2 separate regions of the Homo sapiens genome follow, and region 1 is linked to region 2. Evidence: read pairs that join two places in POLR2A ChIA-PET (ENCODE). Cell type or tissue: PC-3. All regions are shown on one strand. Each heading gives the region's core, and the rest is flanking DNA. Links, peaks and the distances in the headings are about the cores only. Region 1 has its middle 11 kb from the start of SEMA3C. Region 2 overlaps SEMA3C (semaphorin 3C).

Region 1 (2,939 bases), core at 257-2,756, 100 kb before region 2:
ATATAACCATATATATTTATGTGTTAAGATAAGTTCATACCAATGTCTAATAGATATGTGTAAGTCTTCAGTTTTAAATAAAATATTTGAAGACAGTACACATCTTGAAGGAATTTTACTAACAAATATGAAATTGAGAAATTTAAGGTGATATTTAATCAGAAAATGTTGTTAAAAATTATTGAAGTAGGGAGTTAAAGAATCATTGACTCCTATTATACGTCAGATACTTCATGTTTCTTATTTGGCTTAAGCTACACAATTATGAAAGGAAAACATTATTGATAACATTTGACAAGTCGGGAGTCTGAAGCTCAGAAGAAAGAGAATTTTTCCATTCTGTGAGAACAGTGTTAATTTATAGTATTATGATCCAGGGGAAAGATGATATTATAATACAGGGACTGGGGGCAGAAAATTAACATTTATTAAATTCTTAGGGCTATCCTAACAAAGTACCACAATCTGAGTGACTTAAAACAACAGAAATGCATTCTCTCAAAGATCTGAGGTTACAGGTCCCAAAACAAGATGTTAGTAGGGCCATGCCCCTTGCAAACCCTCTGGAACAGTGATCCCCAATCTTTTTGGCCCCAGGGATGGTTTCGAGGACAACAATTTTTCCATGAAAGGGGAGTGTGGGGGGAGGGTGGTGGGGGATGGTTTCGAGATGAAACTGTTCTACCTCAGATCATCAGGCATTGGTTAGATTCTCATAAGGCGAGCACGACCTAGTTCCCTCGCAAGCTCAGTTCACAGTATGGTTCCCGCTCCTATGAAAATCTAATGCTGCCCCTGATCTGACAGGAGGCAAGCTCAGGCAGTTGAGCTTGGGACCTCAATCGGTCTGCAGTCAAGGGGCTGGGGACCCCTGCTTTGGAGGAAGATCCTTTGTTGTCTCTCTGAGCTTCTGGTAACCACAGGTATTCCTTGGTTTATGGCAGCCTGAGTCCAATCTCTGCATCTGTCTTCACATTGCCTTCTTCTTTTAAAAGTACCAGTCATATTGGATTAACAACCAACCTAATGACCCCATTTTAAATGAATGACATCTGCAAAGACCGTATTTCCAAATAAGGTCACATTCACAGGTACAAGGGGGTTAGGACTTCAACATATCTTTTGGGGGGACACAACTTATCCTATAATCCCTCCTAAGTGACGCTGACATCATTCAGAGCCTCTGAAACTATTGTTGAGACATGGCCATGGCCTGCCTGGAGGGAGAACATCCCAGAGGATGTGGCAGGGCTAGATGATGACGACCTGTGACTAATTCCCCAAGCCAGATTCCTTACACGTAGCTGTGTGACAGGAGTGAAGTGGGGTGGAGATGGTTAGTACAGCTTTCTGTCTTCCCTATGTTTCATGCAGCTGTGTTTCCTTAGTGTGATGGTTAAAACTGAGTGTCAACTTAATTGGATTGAAGGATACAAAATATTGATCCTGGGTGTGTCTGTGAGGGTGTTGTCAAAGGAGATTAATATTTGAGTCAGTGGGCTGGGAAAGGCAGACCCACCCTTAATCTGGGTGGGCACCATCTAATCAGCTGCCAGCACGGCTAGAATATAAGCAGGCCAAAAAATGTGAAAAGAGACTGGCCTAGCCTCCCAGCCTACATCTTTCTCCCTTGCTGGATGCTTCCTGCCCTTGAACATCAGACTCCAGGTTCTTCAATTTTGGAACTTGGAATGGCTCTCCTTGCGCCTCGGCCTGCAGATGAACTATTGTGAGACCTTATGATTCTGTGAGTTAATACTTAATAAACTCCCATATATATATATATATATATATATATATATATATATATATATATATATAAAATATACACATATATATATAATATGTGTATATATATACAATATGTGTATATATACCTTTATATATATCTCTTTTATATAAATATATTCCCTTTATATACATATCCCCTATATATATGTCCCTTTTATATATATCTCCCTTATATATATATATATCCCTTTTATATATACCCCCTTTATATATATATCCACTTTGTATATGTATTTTTATCATTTTTATGTATATATACAGTTATTTTAAAATGAAACTGAGTGGTGAAGAAATTTCTTTTGAAGTCTAAATATGGGGGAAATGTTAAGCTTTAAAAGAAGAAGACATTTGTTTTGTCCATCAAAATATACAGCAATCTTAGAAGATTAAAAAAAATGCAATATTCAAATCTTCAAATTGTTAACCAGTGCAGTATTTAGCCAGTAATTGTTTAAAGTGTTGCCAAAGGCTACTTTCTTCATTAAAAGAAATGAATTTGCAGGTACTCTTATAGTATTTTGCTTTTATAAAATAATTACCCACAATTTAAAAAAAAGACTGACAAGGAAGGAATTGCTAAAAGAATAAAGACAAGAGATGGCTATGGGATTAAAGAGCCTTACATGAAATTGGGAGACTAAAAGAGTTAAATATATATATTTTTTATAAATGTGTCATATGCCTAGACCACCTATACCCTGGTGTATGTGTGAGAGTGTGTGTGTGTGTATACACACATCATATAATGATAAACTACATAAAGGATAAAGAATATAAAGTATCATTATATGATGAGGTATATAAAGTATCCTTTAACATTATATGATAAATGTACTTAAGTATCATATGATAAAAGTCTGTATCCTTTAACATTACATGATAAATGTACTTATTTAATGTAATGTACTTATTTCATGTAATGTTAAAGGATACTTTATAGACTTTATCATATAATGATAAAGTACTTAAGTATATTTGTTTTTTTTTTTTTTTTGAGAAAGTATATTTATCTTATAATGTTAAAGGACATAAATCCTATGGAGAGGCAATATATTGTGACCAAAGAGCTTATGCATATTTAAGAGACAAATTAAATGGAAGTCAAATAATGAAATATTTCTCAATAAAATATTGAAGAAAGTCTGTTG
Region 2 (2,901 bases), core at 402-2,901:
GACCACCTTAGTGTTAAAAAATGTTGTCTAAGCATTTATTTTGTGGTAGGGTCAAGAGATGCTGATTTCAGGAGTGAAGACTGCCCTGAGTCTTGGAAGTAGAGATGGATCAGACAAGACCGAACATGGGAAAAATACTAATCCTGTGGAAAGTGGAAATATGGGATTGAGGAAATGAAACATTTATTTTCATTGACTCCTAACAGCCCCAGGTGTAAAGTTGCAAAAGTTTTTGGCTCAAGGCAGGGCCATGGAAGACTCTGGAGGGTAGGATCTCTGGCCTTGCTAGAGGGTTCTTGGAGTGATTTATCCAATAAAAAAATTTAAAAGTGGGCAGGAGAAATTTGCAGGGGCATATTTGCTATCCAAGGGATCTGTTAGACCACAATCTTGGGGGAAAAAATCCAGAAAAATGTAGAAGAAACACTTAAACAAATACATTACAATGACATTCCAGGAAACCAATGGTAGAATGAAGTATAATGTTGCAGAGAATGATGTTTTGTTCCTTATTATTTTAATAATTGTGGATGAATTAAACTGTTTTCTTTTATTCTCTAATGAGATTTTTTTCCCATTGATGTGTGTCTGATCATGCCTTGCCTTTTGCCACAATAATATCCCGTGGCTATACTGAATTGCATTGTCCTTTGTTCAAAAGGATTTGCATTTCTCATTCATATGAACTGCCATAGGCAGAATGTGCAGAATTTAGGTACCTTTGTACATTCTATTTCCAAAAATTGCTGCCGAGTTTCTGAAGAATCTTAGACAAGTCATTTGGTTTCTTACTTCCTTTGTCAAAGTAGAAACCCTCTGGGGTTTTTGTTTTGCTTTCTGACAATTAAACGTTATTAGATAAAAATCTTCAATACATGCTGACATTTTCCCATAGTTTTGTCATGCTGTAATTTGTGGATATTTTAAATTCTACTATATGGCCAGTTATACACAAGGGAAATATCTAATGGAGTGCTCTTTCCTATGTATTTTTAGGACTCGGCTGGACAGGTTTTGTTTGTCCATACAACATTGTTGAGTGCTGGGAAATACTAATCAAAAAATACATGTTTGGTCTGTGCAAGAAAAGAATGTCTGACAAATCCATCCCATTTCATACATGTGAAATACTTATAGAAGTGTCCTTTACTTAGGCTATGGGAAAAAAAAGTCCTGTAGCAGAAAAATAATGTGAAATAGATCTTTGAAAGTTGTACAGAACAACCTATCCTTCTTACATTTCTCAATGAAACGACATACTTAAGAACTTCTTAAAAGTTGGAATAAATACTATCTAATAACCTAATATTTTTAAAATACAGGAATTCTTTCAATTTGCACAAATTAGTTGTTGTGAAGAAACTGGAGGTGAATTAGATGGAGTCCTTACATTTAAGTCTTTACAATGTGCTAGATATGGTGAGACATATATACACTGATATTCAGAAAAAATACCCAACATTTAATGGAACACGCCAGGTCCTGTTCTAAGTGCTTTATTTTAATCCTCATAACAATACTGCAAGGTGGACATTATTGTCACCACCTGTATTTCTAAGATAAAATAACTGCATTACTAAGAAAGTGAGAAACTTAAGCTGTGCTGCTGTGAAGTGGGATGGTCTTTGTCTGATTAAGTCACATACAGCTCTGGATTCTGTACCCTTAGCCACTAAAACATGCTATCCCTCCAGAGAGAAAATGATAAATGCTAAGGGACACACACAAAGCACAGCTGGGTTATTTAAGAAAGGTTTGATAGATTTTGTAGTAATCATATTAGAACTTCTGTTAACCTTTTATTTCAATGATACTGAAATTCGAAAAAGTTGTACCCTCTCTCTCTTCCAGCCTTTGGTATGTGCTGCATGCAATTGATTCTCTTTTCCTTCAATTATCTTCCGGTGTTTTCAGCCTGGGAAATATCTACTCACCCCTTCAGGTCACAGTGCATACAAGCACGTGAACTCGTTCCAACTGATTGTCAGGGCTTGCGGGTAGGACACAGTAGATGATGAGTTTATTAATGCTTTTAGATTAATTATGTTTGTAGTGCATTTATTATATATATATTTTAGAAGTATATTTTCATTAAGCTAAAACTTTCTGCTTTTAGCTCTGTTAATCATCTAAGCAAAACATAAAGTGTTAGCAATTAAAATCCATACTGCTATAACAACTGAAAGCAAAAATAAAACAGAGTTAAGCATCCCTTAATCCTTCAGATTTTTTGGTTGTATCAAATTTTAATTGACGTTATAACAAGATAACAATTATAAGAAGAAAATTTAATGTGATTTAAAATTTGGTCTTAGGTAGTAATACAGCATAATTCTGTAATAAACTAACGTTTTTAAAGAAAATAAATTTTCATGGTCGGATTTTCTGCCTTGGCTAAAAAGAATATAACCTACTCCCCATTTCTCTCTCTGCCCCTATGTACTCACATTCCTACATGCTCCATTTATTTCTAAATGTTAATATTTTATTCATACTCTAAATAAATTGAGCTTAAACAATAGCACATGCTGTCAAACATATCCATGAAATAGGGCTTAATGGATGTACTATGTAAATACTATAGGAGACGGTTGAAAAATTAAGTAGGATTATATATATTTAGATATATATACATTACATGCACATGGTGTCAAACTTGATTTATTAATTGTAGAATATCAGTTTCCCTATTTCTGTGACCATACAACCCTAAGCTCCTAAAAAATATATTTTCTTTTTCAAAATACCTTGATTCATTTCCCTAGATCAAGGAGGTATAGACCAAGAAGAAGAAAGTATGAAGTATTTTTGTGTCATTGCAGATTATGGACCATAATGAGTCAATATTTTTAAAGGCCTATTCACCTGTGCTCCAGGATATATTTTTTAAACATCTATTTT

The links. ChIA-PET counts read pairs that join two places held together with the same protein. Peaks named below come from ENCODE experiments on the same cell type or tissue, not always from the same donor. Only the 100,000 strongest peaks of a DNase experiment are listed, where the experiment ranks them.
Region 1: POLR2A ChIA-PET joins it to region 2 with 5 read pairs; 3 of 35 experiments call an interaction of 5 or more read pairs at or near these places.

What each region holds. Positions count from the first base shown.
Region 1 is chr7:80,928,154-80,931,092 of GRCh38, reverse strand. No RefSeq gene overlaps it. Among named protein-coding and RNA genes, the nearest start is that of SEMA3C, 11 kb to the right of the region's middle. In PC-3, for the core only: no CTCF peak of the experiment used is centred there; a DNase peak (open chromatin) is centred at 1,272; H3K27ac peaks cover 876 bases.
Region 2 is chr7:80,823,451-80,826,351 of GRCh38, reverse strand. The region is part of intron 4 of SEMA3C (semaphorin 3C); the gene reads left to right. Among named protein-coding and RNA genes, the nearest start is that of SEMA3C, 94 kb to the left of the region's middle. In PC-3, for the core only: no CTCF peak of the experiment used is centred there; no DNase peak of the experiment used is centred there; H3K27ac peaks cover 62 bases.